3 separate regions of the Homo sapiens genome follow, and regions 1 and 3 are each linked to region 2. The links are chromatin contacts, found by Hi-C or POLR2A ChIA-PET in ENCODE. All regions are on one chromosome and are shown on one strand. The core of a region is the stretch at or near the end of the contact, and the rest is flanking DNA. Distances in the headings are between cores, read along the strand shown. Region 1 holds the start of RIPPLY3 (ripply transcriptional repressor 3). Region 2 holds the start of DYRK1A (dual specificity tyrosine phosphorylation regulated kinase 1A). Region 3 overlaps KCNJ6 (potassium inwardly rectifying channel subfamily J member 6).

Region 1 (4,586 bases), core at 1,771-4,270, 360 kb after region 2:
CAAAACCCAAAACCATCTGTCTTACTTAGGGAGCGTGCTATCGTATTTTTATTCCTGCAAGAAACTGATAGGCTCCACATCCATTTCATTTAAAAGAAAACTGGATAATTGTAAACATCTATATTCTCACACAAGCACCTTTAAATTTTATGTTTAAGAACTAAGTTTGAATGCAAAAGAAGGGATTTTACATTATTTAGATATATGTATAAATAATCGGGGACTAAAAATCATCTCTTGTTAATTGATTTATCTTTTATCTGCTTCCTTCTTTGAAGTAAATTAAAATTCCCAATATTCAGATTAATTTAATAAAGTCGTGTAAATATCAAAATACGGTGAAGGTCTGTTTTCCCACAATCAAGTTTTCTTACCATATTACAAATAACTGCACGTTAGTCCATATAACACGTGTTACGTAAATTCAATACATGGTCTTTCCCAGCCTAATTCTTCAGTGTTTTAAGAGTCATCAAAAAAAAAAAAATTAAGTAAAAGTCATCAATTTATATTTTAAAATGTAACAAAGGAAAGGTAAATTCTATGAAAGCAAGTCATTACATCAGTAAGTATAAAGCAACTGAGTTACCAATGCAGAGTAACAAAAGAATGGTGGAGGTCATTAATCTTGCCCACAAAGCCCTCTGCTTGAGTGTATTTGCTCAGACAACATGAGATACCCCAGGAGTGCTTGACGGGGCTGAAAGTGCTTCAGAAAGGGCCAGACGCGGGGTGGGGGCTTTTAACGGCAACTCTGGGCACCTCAGATGGGGCTCAGTCCTATTTGCTCTGTGGCACCGGCCCAACGCTAATGGTGCTCTAAGCTTTTCTCCAAGGCAAGCGATAGTGGCAGCCTCTCCCCTCCCCTCCCGACCTGTTGCTTTGCAGAAGAAACCGCAACAGGGAGGACATTCCTTATAATTCCCATGAAACGACTACGGTTTTTTTTTTTTTTTTTTTTTTTTGAGATGAGTCTTGCTCTGTCGCCCACACTGGAGTGCAGTGGCATGATCTCGGCTCCCTGCAACCTCCGCCTCCCGGGTTCAAGCGATTCTCCTGCCTCGGCCTCCTAAGTAGCTGGGATTACAGGCGCCTGCCACCATGCCCAGCTAATTTTTATATTTTTAGTAGAGACGGGGTTTCGCCATCTTGGCCAGGCTGGTCACGAACTCCTGACTTCAGGTGATCCACCCGTCTCGGCCTCCCAAAGTGCTGAGATTACAGGCCCGAGCCACCGCGCCCAGCCTACGATTATGCTTTTATAGTGGGTATGCTTTTTTAGGAAGGAGAAGCCACCAGGAGCCCAATCTATAATGCGAGTCAGGTCTGATTAACACCTTACTCATTCAGGTTCCAACTCCCAGACCCCGAGGCGCTCCTGGGTTAGACGCCCAAGGGACGGCCCTGCGCAGAAGGCCATTCACGGTCCCTGTATTTTAAAAGACGATGCCACTTTCTGGCTGGAAGGGTTACCTACAACGCCCGCACTGAACCTTACCGGCCTTCCAGTTCTGGTCAGCTCAGCATCTCCAGGTGTCTGGATCCAAGGTCGCCACGGCGCGGGGCTGGAACGGCAAGCGCCAGGAGAGAGTGAACCCTGGGCACTTCTGCTGCCTTCAAACTATGCCATGAGAGCTATTCTTAGTTCCAGTGTCTGCCTGAAAAAGAGGCACCGGACCCCCCAGGAACTTTCCCTGGAGTTCTCAGGGCTGTGGATAAATTACTGTCATTTGTGTTTTTTCTCTCCTGCTACGTCCCCAGTTCTCTGTCTCCAGTTAAGCTTTGAGAAGGGAGGTCCCGAATCTCACACAATTATCAGGGAACCCATTAGTTGAGAGATTTCTCTCCCTGCAAATCCTGGCTGAATTGTTCAATTCGGGGTTCCCCAACTATAGCTGTCTACTTTGTCCCCGGTTAATTTCAATCACACCACCTTGGTCACGGAAGGAGATTGATTCTACAGAGATGATTTTACAGAGTTGTAGGATGAAAAACAAACAAACAAAAAAAGGGGGCTGGGCGCGGTGGCTCACACCTGTAATCCCAGCACTTTGGGAGGCTGAGGTTACTGGATCACTCGAGGTCAGGAGTTCGAGACCAGCCTGGCCAACATGGCGAAACCCAGTCTCTACTAAAAATACAAAAATTAGCCGGGCGTGGTGGCAGGCGCGTGTAATCCCTGCTACTCAGGAGGCTGAGGCAGGAAAATCGCTTGAACCCGGGAGGCGGAGGTTCCCGTGAGCCGAGATCACGCCATTGCACTCCAGCCTGGGCGACACAGTGAGACCCTGTCTCAAAAAAAAAAAAAAAAAAAAAAAAAAGAGGGAATCTTTCTCCTGCCTGGCTACCTGGCCCATCCGGCCTACCCGGTCCCTTCCCTACCTCCCTGGCTAATTTGATTTCCTACAACGTTACTGTCTTTAAAAGGGTTGGTGCCCAGGGACAGCGAACGCCGAGCCCCCAATCCAGGGACAACAGAAACGGCTACCGAGAAAGTAGCAAGGTGAGAGATTGCCTTTGCAAGGCTGGCTTAGGAGCCCGAGACTGCAGTGTCCCCGGCTGGCTAACTGAGATCTCCTCTACACGGAAGCGTCGGCCCCTTTCCTGGCCAGCTACATCCTGGGCCTCCGCACTTCAGAGCTGTGCGTTGGAACCGGAGAACTGAGCGCCCCTCCCGGGAACCCGGCTGCCGGCTCAGGAGCTTGCTTGGCGTCGCCGTCGAGCTCCGGAGCTCCGCTGGGGATCGGGGGTTCAGCAGCGCCCCAGCCTCCCGCTCGCTGCGCTCCCCGCACCGCCACCGCGCACGCCTCTCAGCGCGTCCACCGGGGCGCGGGGCCACCCTCACCTCTCCGGCCCGCGCGGTGGCGGAGGCCTCCAGGGAGCGTCCCCGGGGCAGTGACAGCCGCGCCCCCGCGCCTTCCGGGCTCCGGCCGCCGCTTCGGGCTCCATGGTGCCGGCGGAGCCCGCGCCCCTTGCTGCGGCGCCGGCCTACGAGCGCGCCTAGATCCACTCGGGCTAACGCGCTCACCTACCCGCGCGCCAGGTTTAAAAACGGGGGCGGGGCGGCGCGGGCAAGCGCTGGGAGGGGGCAGGACCCGAGGAGCTCCGTGAGGGGTGCGGAGGGGGCCGCAGGGTACGAAGGAAAAGCCCGGGTCGGAGGAGCGGAGGGGACCAGAGAAGTTCCGGGAGGGGACCAGGGAGCCGGGGATGGGGAGGAGACGAGAAAAGCTCAAGGAGGTGGCGCCGGGTGTCAAGGAGGGGGGTCCGGCAGGCCCGGGCAAGGGTGGGGACGGGACAAAGAAAAGTCGGGGAGGGGGCACCAGAGAAGGGGTGACCAGAGGATGGAGGTACCAGGGATTGGGGCCACGAGCTCGGGCTGGAGACAGCGGGAAGTGACCCAGGAACCCGGGAGAGGAAAGCGAGGCCCGCGGGCTAGGGGCGTTTCCGTCGGGCGCACTCCCTCGGGGACTGGGGGGACCTGCGCTCACCTGCTGGGCTTCCCCTGCCGGATGTGGGATGTGAGGAGTCCCGGCTTCTCCGTCCCTCTGTGGTCCCCGCGGCCTCGGGCTTTGGTCCTGTGCGAGCATCGGATTCCCTGGGTTTCCGGAGAATCTCGCTTCCACCGCCTTAGAGCGGCAGCGGGTCTTCGGGGACATCTACCGAATCCTCGGGTCCGCGTGCACCGGCCTTGCCTTCGGTGCTGGACAGTGGGCTCCCGGACGCCCCGACGCCAGGGCTCGAACCCGTGGCGAAGCGGGTGGGGTGGGGCGCGGCGACCCTTCCAGGAGACAGAAGGCCAGGAATGGAACCGAGCAAGAGGGGTGCTACGAGCGCACCCTTCCCACCGATGGCGGCCTTGGAAAGAATGCGAATTTTTAATAAAGCCTGGAGCGGCGGGCTTCTCCTTCGGTTAGCCCCAGCCAGGCTTAGAAAGGGCCTCCCGACCAGCAGAAGCGACCTTGCCCGACCCTGGGGACACTTCCCCGGGCGTCGCTGGAGCGCCGCTGCCACCATCACCAGCGCACGGCCAGGGTGGGAGAAAGCGGTTTCACACGTAGAGCACTGCGACAGAACACCGAAGGCGCTGGAGGGCCTTCAACTACCCCGGGCTCCTCAGGGGTAGTTACTTTATATAATTTAAGTTACTGTGATGGATGTTAAAAAATCGAAGAACTAGGCCAGGCGCGGTGGTTCTCACCTGTAATCCCAGCACTTTGGGAGACCGAGGCAGGTGGATGGATCACTTGAAGTCAGGAGTTCGAGATCAGTCTGGCCAATATGGTGAAACCCGTCTCTACTAAAAATAAAAAAATTAGCCGGGCGTGGTGGCAGGCTCCTGTAATCCCAGCTACTTGGGAGGCTGAGGCAGGAGAATGGCTTGAATCTGGGAGGCGGAGGTTGCAGTGAGCCGAGAGTGTGCCACTGCACTCCAGCGTGGGAGACAGAGAGAGATTCCCTTTCCAAAAAAAAAAAAAAAAATCGAAGAACTTCCGCAAGGCGCGGTGGTTCATGCCTGTAATCCCAGCACTTTGGGAGGCCCAGGCGGGTGGATCACTTGAGGTCGGGAGTTTGAGACCAGCCTGGCC
Region 2 (4,959 bases), core at 1,553-4,052:
TTAACAAGAGAACTAGGTGTAGACATTGACAGAAATCCTTAACTTTCTGGCATGGTTTGAAGTATAAATAAATTTGGACAGCTACCATAAACACCACTGCTATACCAGGGAAAATCCTCCAAAGTACTGGGATACCTGAAGTATGCGTAAAAAATCTTGACTATAATCAAGTAAGCTTTTTTCATAACCAGTTTCTTTGAAATGATCTTCTGCAGCTTAAAACCTTAACACATGAAACTTTAGTTCTGGTCTCACATTTTTAAAAGTCTACTTGAAAACAATATTATCCTAAAGTAACTGATCAAGACATGAGAAATTAAACAACACAAAAGCTAAAGGTAATTCCCCTGAGTTATTAAAACACCTCAAAATCAAAATGCTAAATATATTCATTAATACTTTGGACACATAAACTATAAAAGGGTCACAGAGGAACCCTTAAGCATTCAAAGAATAACTAAAAATAACTTTACACAAAACTTTCTTATGACTCATCAATACTCAAAAAATGACTATAATCAAAATTGTTTGAAGTACAAAACACATCAAGGAATATCTTTAATTCCTTTCATTCAAAAATTGACTACATAGTTTTCTTGGGGGGGGAAAGGCCTGAAAAGTTTATTAACAGGCCTCATCACCATTACCTTACCTTTTGGCCTCGGCAAGCCACAAAGGTAATTCCACGCTAAAAACCTTACGGGGACACATCTCTAGGTTAGAACCCTGAGTCATTAAACACGAATCACTCCAAAATTTGCCAGTATTTCTAATAATGAGTTACACCCTAATGATTCACAACTCCAGACTGGCTACAGCCTTCTGGCTCCTGGAGTCCCAGCTGTATGACCTTAGACCAGTCAGTGCCCCTCTCCAGACTCACTCTCCTCATCTATAAAATGGGAACAGTTCCTACCGGCTGGGCAAGCTGGTCGATCCACTGAAAACCCTAAAAACAGAGCCTGGCACTTGTGAAAACAACGTTCTAAGGCGTATTTTCTGACAATTTGGGCGGAATTCAAGAACCAAATGGTGCTAGCATTCCTGCGCTGTGCCCAGATTATGGGATTCGTGTCACCTAGGGTTGGGCGAAAGGCACAGGCAAGTAACCAGAGTCACTGACTCACTAATTTTACCATTTTTAACTATTTCAGATTAGGGAGGAGCCTTTCGCCAAGTACTGAGCTACTCAGCAGCTTTGGTGGCTCCGAAGCGAGAGTGGGTTTGTGCCTATAAATAGACTGGTGAAGTTTTGTGGCGATACACAGGTATCTATTCTAATTCACCTCTCCTCAGCCACCAACTCCCCCGGCTGCCGGGCAGGTCATCCCTCCACCCCGAGCCGCCGGGGACACTCGCGCTCCCCGCCCAACTTCGGAGGCCAGTGAGTGCCCCTCGCTCCAGCGCGGACCCCCAGGGCCGCCGAGGCAGCGGCTCCCGACCTTCGCCGGCGCCCGGCCCGGCCCGGCCCCGCCGTCCTCGCCCACCCGGCAGCCGGCCCCATTTTCTTAACCCGTGCATTGTCCTTGCGAATCACCCCGGCGGTTCCCACACTGGTGGGGACCGAGAGGAGGGACGAGGGAGGAGCTGGGGGAAGAGGATGAGGAGGAAGAGGAGGAGGAGGAGGAGGAAGACAACCTCCACCCCTTCGCTCGGGCGGCCAGTGAAGGTCTGGCGCTGTCTACGGCCCCCCAGGCCCCGGCTCCCGGGAGGCCGCGGCCCCCGCTCCCACCCTCCGCAACTTTCCCTCCGCTCGCGCCCGCCGCTCCTCCGGGACCCGGCCTGAGGCTCCCTCCCCCGGCGGCCGGCCCTGGGCCCGCGGCGCCTCCTCCTAAAATGGCAGGTCCCTCCCTCCGCCCGGCCGGCCTCGGCTCCGGCCCGGCTGCGGGCCGCCGGGGGAGCCGAGCGCCAGGCCGGGCGGGGCCGCGGCCGGGCCGGACACTCACCGGGACGATGGCGGGGCGCTCGCGCCGCTTCCTCCGGTGAGTCTCAGCCTCGGGCTCCCGCGCCGCGCTCCCGCCGCGGCCTCCGCAGCCAGCGCCGCCCCGGCAGCCTCTCTCCGCCCCCGGCGCTCCGGCTCCTGGCCGCGCCGCAGCCTGCTCAGTCTCTCCTCGGCTCGCGGTTCCAGCGGCGCCCGGGGCCGGGGAGGCGACAGCCCCCTCCCCGGCAAATACCGCAGTCCCCGGGCCCCGATTCCAGGCGGCGGGGCCGCACGGCCGGCCCGGCGCAGAGGGCGGCGTCGGCGAGGCCGGGCGCCGAGCGGCGGCTGCTGCCGGCGGCTTCTTCCCGAGGAGGATTTTGTAAATCTCACAAAATGGCGCGCGCTCCGAACCTGCGCAGCGAGAAGCGCCGGGGCCCGGGCGGCGGCGGCGGCTCCTCCGCCAGGAGAGCCCGAACCGCCCGCCCCCGAGTCCCCGCACAGACAGACAGACACTCGCACACACCCGCACACTCGCGCGCACAATCGCCCTCGCACACGCTCCCTCGCACACACACTCGCACTCACACCGGTCCCGCCTGCTCGCCGGCGGCGGCAGCGGCACCAACAGCAGCAGCAGGAACAGCAGCAGCAGAAGCGGCGGCGGCGGCGCCCGCACCCCCCGCTCGGGGTGTCCGCTCTCTGAGGCCGACCTGGGCCGCGATCAGCAGCAGCGACAGCAGCAGTCTCCCCGGATACCCCCGCCGCGGTTGCCGCCGCCACCCCCGCCTCACTCCAATGGGGCTTTTTATTATTATTCGGGCGGGAAGCGAAAGGGTTTAAAAAAAAACCAACCAACAAAATGGCGACGGACCGACCCGGTCGCTATAGCAACTGTCAATCAAAACGCAAAACCCCGGCTGACGTGCTGACGTCCTCCTCCCGCCCCCCAGCCCCGAGCCGGCGGGCGGGGCCTGTTGCTCAGGTAACGGCAGATTCCGTTCCCTCCTTTCCGTCTCCCCCTCTGTCCCCAGCCAACCACCCAACCCCCTCAGGTCACGTGAAGGATAAATTCGGAGCTCGGGTCCGCTACGAGTGTCAGAGGAGGGCGCGTGATTCGCCCGGGGGAGGGGAGAGGAGGGGGACGGCTAGGCCGAGGGAGGGTAGGGGCTGGGGAAGGGGGGGCGAGGCGGCGGCCAGGCCTGTGCGCGATCGCCCGCCGCCTCCCGGCCGCCCCGCCCCGCCCCGCGCCCGCGCCGACTGCGGCCCGGGGAGCGCGCGCGGCCTCCCGCGCCGCCGCCCCCGCAGCCCTAGCGCCCCGCGCTTCCGCGTCGGCGCCCGCAGCCCCGCCCGCGCCGGGGGGAGGGGCGGGCTGCCCCGGGCGGGGGAGGGGGAGGAGGAGGGGCGCCGCGGCCTTCGGGCGGGGACCCGGGAAGCCCACCCCGCGCGCCCGGGCCTGGAGGGCTCTCACCGCGGTCCGGGCGCCGCGCTCGCCTCTCTCCCCGGGAAGCGCGGCGGCCGCGACCGTCCGCGCGTGGAGCCGGTTCTTCGAAGGGCTGGCGGGCCTCCTAGCCGGAAAATGCCGGCGGAGGCCGTGGTGGGGGCGGGGAGGAGCCACCGCCGCGCCCCAGACATCGCAGGAATTCCGGACGCTGCGCCGGGCCCGGCGGCCCTGAGGCTGGCACCTGGCTCCGGTCGGGCCGCCCAGGTTTTGTGGCGCCCGAGACCAGCGTTGGGAAATTAGGCTGGAGCCATCATGAAAACTTTTTCAGGCAGTGCACGCTCGCCTGTGCCTGCCCATCTGCTTCCAACCTCTCCCCACCTTTCGGGGCGCAGCCTGCCTGCTCCATCGGAATGCCCTTTAGATGAATCCCCTTGTGCTGTTACTGTGTCCTTGTCGTCCAGCTCTCTGGTTTTCTTTTCTATACACCTTCTCGGTTTCCAGAGTCTTAATTCGCCTGCTTGTCCTTAACCATCAAAACTCTTTATTAATATCCTGGCTTTCGCTGATTTTTATTCTCCCTACCCCTTCTCCCTAGCTATGTATTGCTGGGTGAGCTCCCGAGGCTTGAAAACCCAAGTATGCTGTGCTGGCTGCGTTGTAATCGGTAGAGAGCCACCAGCTAAAAATTGTATTTTGTACCAACTCTAATGGCATTTAATAAATGTATACCTAAAAAGAGTGTGTGTGTATATATATACTATTTTACAGCAGAGTCACTAATTGATTTCTAAGCTTGATTTTGCCACCTTGTGATAGTGTTCGTAACCAATTTTTTTCATAAATTTCACAAATGTGACAACAGATAAAATCTTATAAACAATATTAGATGTAAAAAACTCGCAGTAAATGCCGCTGTCTATGCTACATGACTCAAATACACCTGCTTTAAATGATTTCCAGCAAAAATGTCCTTGCTACAGTTACTAGGACATTGATATACTAAGGTAACCATTCAGATTAGCACAGACTTTGAAAGAAATCCGACTAAACCGAAAATAAATTAGTCAAAAAGTAATTACTAAGGTAACCATTCAGATTAGCACAGACTTGGAAGAAACCTGACTAAACCGAAAATAAATTGGTCAAAAAGTGGTCGGGCAAATAGCTTGCTTTCAGGCTGATCTCCATGATATAAAAAAGTTGCCGTAGCTGGCAAAAGTTCTTTCGGATTATTGTTTCAAAATTGCCCTGCTAGTGTGATTAAGGTCCACGGTCAACTTAATTGTTTTGAAGAAAGAGGAAGTGGCCCAGAGCGCCCCTTATTCAGAGGAGAGGTCCCTACCTGGTTCCTCCCAAGCTCAAGCTTCCACCTATACAACCAACTTCTTCCTCTCTGCTTGTGGGTCTCCTTCCTGCCCCCACCCCATCCCACCCCATTCACCAAGCTTTCGCTTCTATCAGAGCACATCAGCATTTGCAACCTTTAATACTAAATTAAATTTGACTCAAATTTTTATTCCTGGTAATGGAAGAAACTTGTATAGTTAATCTTCCAGGTAACCTGAACAGAATATGATAATGTCTCAAGATATGTGTC
Region 3 (4,525 bases), core at 1,382-3,881, 290 kb before region 2:
CCTGTAGACCCAGCTACTCAAGAGGCTGAGGCAGGAGAATGGCGTGAACCTGGGAGGCGGAGCTTGCAGTGAGCGAGATCGCGCCACTGCACTCCAGCCTGGGCGACAGAGAGAGACTCCAGTCTCAAAAAAAAAAAAAAAAAAAAAAAAAACTATGTCTCTTAAGGAAATGGGTGGAGCTTCTAATTTTTTTACATGTAGCTATAGATTAATATGACTTACTGGTAGTCTAAGGCAGGATTCAGCATTACTTCTGTTCCAATCTTTATTAGTTTAGATATATGCACTTATGAACATTATTCTCAAAATTACAGAAAAGGGAAGAAATGAGTATTGATGTAGCACATCACTCTGTTCTATGAACCCCTTTGGAGTCATTTGTTATTAAAAATCACGTGCTGATTAATCATGGAAAGTTATTTTAAATTACCCATAAGCTGTTTCCGTTTTGTTAAAAGCAAATAATTAGAACCCACCTATCTTACAAAAGTTACTAGTCATTTGTTACTAGTCATTATAGACAGTCACATTCTCACTTTCAAGGAATTATACCAAAAGGTGGGAGTGGGGAGGGGGTCTTATCAACAGTTATCAAATAACTATTAATCTGTTACTCATAGTTAGAAAAGCCTCTTTTAGCCTGATATCCTGTGAAAATTTCAGAAACATAGAGATAGTATGAATTTCAATAGACCCTTGCAAAAAAAGTTGAATATGGATTTACAATATTCAATTGTATTTTGGCCAAAAGATCATGAAAGTGTTTTCCCTGTAAATGTTGAAGAAACTAAGACACTATCTTACCTCTATCCTATGTGACTTTCTGTCAGAGATGTTCCATCAATCTGCTTAGGTGTGCACATTTTCACTTTCTCAACCTTAAAATCATGCAAATGATCCAACCAAGGCACAGACGGGGACACCGATGGGAGACAGGCCTTACCAAGATTAGCGGTGTCAATTAAGGCCAAACGGGTGCCCTCTGGTGCAGTGCCTGGCCCGCAGTAAGCGTGCTCTCCAACAAGCTCCCTCCAGCCCTGGTGGTGAGCATGACAGCAGCATGCTCTGAACCTCATGGAGAGTCCCAGCACGCCTTCTCCCCATCCCAAATTATTTCTAACACAGGTACGCCAGTGAGGTGTGTGTTTGCTGCCTGGGTGACATGAGCTACCATCGTCTACAAGTCTTTGTTTGGTCCTTATGGGAACAATGCATTCTGTGGCCATAGTAGGGAATGGAAGGGGCAAGGTCATTAAAGGAAAATCAGCATCCCATGTGCTAGCCCACTCTACAACTCAAATGAATTCAGAACCTCACAGCTGGGCCAGAACACCCCACGACCAGTGCTTCCCATTCAGGGTAGAGCATGGGAGAGAAGGAGAGCCCCGAAGCCAGCCTGGGGCACATGATGCCACTATTAGAAGGGTGTCCAACAGCACTGATATTTCTTATCTCTCGCCCCTTTGTCTAGGGCCTTGCACCCTGTGGCAGGAATCCTGGTAAAACATGGCCTTTCTTGGTCAAGTTGGAGGGGACCAGTTGTGAAAGAAAAAAGGAAGAGAGTGTAGGTGTGTGCCCAGGCAGGTGCCTCTTGGGAAAGCTGCCTGGACAGTGAGCTCTGCACGTGAGTCTCACCCAAGCTGCTGTGCCAAGTCCCCAGGAAGTGGGCACACCAAAGCCACCTGAGGTCATGGGGTTAGCACCTGCCCCAGGGCAGCCTCCCTCCAGCATTCCTGCAGCTCTCTGGACTTTGGCATCCTCTTTTGACCTCTGAACACTTCCCTTTCTTTTTAACTTTGTCATGTGCAGCCATCTACATTTCTGAAATATAGCCAGCATTTTAAACATTACAGAGGGAGACAGTTTTCTGAGTTCTCTAGACAGCCATGTTGCCAGAGATGATAGTGATGGGTAGTTTTATAAAAGGTTTTGAATCACTGCTCATTGGAGAGGGCATGAAGAAGCCAAAAGTGGACAAGGTTGAATCCTGAAGCAGCAAACGTTAGAAAGAGTCATATCTATGGAGGCTTCAGGTATCAGGGATGATTGTGGTCCAGGCATTGGGTCAAGGCAAGTCCCACATCAGATGGGGAAATTGAGGCTATAGCCCTGTACCCACTCAGACTCCTGAGTACCCCAGGTCGGGGGGATCTGAGGCAGTGGCTGGAGCCAGCAGCCTGCCCTCCAGCTAGACTGCATTTCTGCTCTTTCCTCTGCCCTTCCCTCTTTTAGTTTTCCGCTCTTCTTTCTCTTTTTCCATTCTCATCTTCTTCTCTGTCACATCTCAGACCTGCCCAAGGAGGGCTGGTAGCATCTGAAGCACTTGGGGTTGCAAAGGACCTGCCATGTGTGAGGGGTTGCCACAGGCCCCTACTCCACCACATCAAGGGCTTTGCTGTCCGCGAGGATGTTCTGAGACATGGGGCTCACCCTGCCTCCCTTGGGTCACACCTTTTGGTGCATGTCCATGACTTATTTGGTGCTCAGTTCGTGGTCAGGAATGCAGCCTCACAGTGACACATCGTTCTTGTGGAACAACATGATCTGATCTGTGATTCAGTTTCCAGGAGTTCCTGGAAAAAAAAGAAAAACAGGGACTGCGTGGAACTCTTCTTCTGGACTCCACCAGGGGCCCTGAGAGCACAGTTTTGACACAGGTGCAGTAAGTTCTTAGCAACTGAAGCCCTTACAAAGTAGCAAAGCATTCCATGCTGGGAAACTTCATTTTAAAAACATCTTGTTTGAGAAACGAGTTAGGAGTGTTCCCAACTTGGCTTCCAGCTAATGTAAACACTGAAAACAAATTAATCATTTGGAGAAAGAGAACAAGGAGTTTAATGTTTTGAAGTGTGGGAGCCAACATTTCCAGATGGACTCTTCATGTGTTGGGGTCAGAAAGGAAAGAGGACCAGCCTGGGCATTGGAGGATCTGGGTAGCCCTGGGCTCCGCTACTGGCCAGCTGAATGGCCTGGGGCAAAGGACCACTGCCTCTGTTTCTTCACCTGCAATAAGAGGAGTGAGGAACGCCCTCTGAAGTCCCTTCCACCCCAGTGAGCCAGCACTCTTGGCCTCAGCGTCCCTTCCCCTCCTGTAAGCGCTGCCTCTGGAGCTTACATTGCCTAGTGTGCACTTGGGAGAGTGAGCAAAGTATCTGGGTATATTTTCTCTTTTCATCTATTCTGCAGACAAGCCAAAAAAGGAAAAAAAGGAAAGAAAAAATCTCTCTGTATCACCACCACCCATTTCTTCGGGGCTTTCTAAATCTATCACAAAGTTGCCTGCTAACATCGCTTAGCCTGCTTGCTGCAACATTCTAGCAAATGAAAAGCTCTTCTCAGATGTTCTGCACTGCAGATATTTCAGGACCCATTTTAAATGGCTGCAAAGCAGCAGAAACTTGACAGAGAAATTCCCCCACGTGGGTAGGCATTTCCAAGAAACCTCAGTTTTCTCATCCAAGCTAAATCGCAATGTCATGCTCGTCTTCAGGGACCAAATACTTCCATCTCTCCATTTAATTCACTGTGCGTTCCTGCTGTATGCTTGAGGTGCTCTGATCTCTTTTATTTTCCACTTAATCTCTAAAATGAATGTCTGAGTCGTGACCACTGTGAAATCAGTTAATTGAGCCCTTACTGCAGTGTTCCCTGCCCCCACCAGGTTAGAAGCAATTCTGTTCCACACAGAATAAAGTAACCTGTAAATATTTGCAGGAATAAGAGCCTCGTTTTAAGAGAAAACCCACAAACTACAAAAATGAATCTTGAAGCCTAAGACCAGCCCTGCAAGGCAAGGCAAGGAAAACCTGGGTGGCCAAAGATCTGAGTTCAAATCCCGACTCACCACTCTACCAGCTTGCAGAACCATCACTGGAAAGACACCGTCGTGAAATACTGATTTCTCAGATGCCGTCTCCCCCAGAAAATTCCCTTCATGGAGCAGGGACTTTTCTAAACCAGAGGGTGGCCTGGGCGGGTCAGTTATGAGAAATTACCACTTTCTCTACTACCTCTTCTCTAAGACCTCACTTAACTGAATTTTCATCAGGAATGATATGGGCAAAATTAGAAGACTGATTTTCACTGAGTCCAGAAAGTGAGGGGCACCCCTCTGGTTTGTTACAGGCACCCAACGATCCCAGCTGAGTCCCCAATCTCTTTGAGAGGAGGGAGAGGAGAGGAAGGGGTCCTAGTGAACCCCTGTCAAGCTGGGAGCAGGCAGCCTCAGTGCTTGTGCTACTAAGGAAGAGCAGGAACTATTTTCTGGGCACACTAGGCAGACCCTCACCTGTCTCAGAATCCCCCGTCCTTATGGCAGAGAAGGTTCCCAGGGCTCCCACTGCTGAGCCTCACCCCAGACCCACCCCTAAGGTTTTCAGGGCCAGAACAAGAGCACAAATGGGGCCCCCAGGACATGCCTCTTCTCTCCCACCCTTATCTCCTGTCTCATCCAGTGAGGGTCATTGGTGACGTGTGTAGGTTCACCCCAACCAGCTCCCCAAGTCCCATCCCCAGCTCTGCAGCC

What was found. A loop is a pair of places that touch in the nucleus more often than their neighbours do. ChIA-PET counts read pairs that join two places held with the same protein, here RNA polymerase II (POLR2A). Pooled maps may share reads with other maps.
Region 1: a loop to region 2 is called in a map with no recorded cell type, with 17 times the contacts of the local background. The contact joins the promoter of RIPPLY3 here to the promoter of DYRK1A in region 2. A Hi-C loop is called at or near these places in 9 of 37 single-sample maps with no recorded cell type and 7 of 50 pooled maps. POLR2A ChIA-PET finds 5 or more read pairs at or near these places in 2 of 52 experiments (H1 and HEK293T).
Region 3: a loop to region 2 is called in a map of PC-9, with 6 times the contacts of the local background. The contact joins the enhancer-like site here to the promoter of DYRK1A in region 2. A Hi-C loop is called at or near these places in 6 of 168 maps with a recorded cell type or tissue (GM12878, PC-9, ascending aorta and 3 more), 4 of 37 single-sample maps with no recorded cell type and 12 of 50 pooled maps.

The regions. Positions count from the first base shown.
Region 1 is chr21:37,005,136-37,009,721 of GRCh38, reverse strand. RIPPLY3 (ripply transcriptional repressor 3) reads right to left here and starts at 3,020. Exons shown (of 4, transcript NM_018962.3): 1 at 2,846-3,020; 2 at 1,499-1,565. The coding sequence starts at 2,949. RefSeq lists a silencer at 2,846-2,955 and an enhancer at 3,179-3,679.
Region 2 is chr21:37,364,616-37,369,574 of GRCh38, reverse strand. It overlaps DYRK1A (dual specificity tyrosine phosphorylation regulated kinase 1A), which reads right to left and starts at 2,802. Exons shown (of 12, transcript NM_001347721.2): 1 at 1,947-2,802. RefSeq lists silencers at 1,300-1,579, 1,690-1,829, 2,070-2,149, 2,340-2,489, 3,070-3,379 and 1 more and enhancers at 1,492-2,416, 3,730-3,809, 3,341-4,266.
Region 3 is chr21:37,657,242-37,661,766 of GRCh38, reverse strand. The region is part of intron 3 of KCNJ6 (potassium inwardly rectifying channel subfamily J member 6); the gene reads left to right. All of the region lies in intron 1 of KCNJ6-AS1 (KCNJ6 antisense RNA 1), which reads right to left. Among named protein-coding and RNA genes, the nearest start is that of KCNJ6-AS1, 140 kb to the right of the region's middle. Within about 2 kb of position 2,631, at least 10 of the 41 ENCODE cell types and tissues checked have a DNase peak (open chromatin) inside an H3K27ac peak, as active enhancers do; they include PC-9, ascending aorta and endothelial cell of umbilical vein, where a contact is called at or near this core.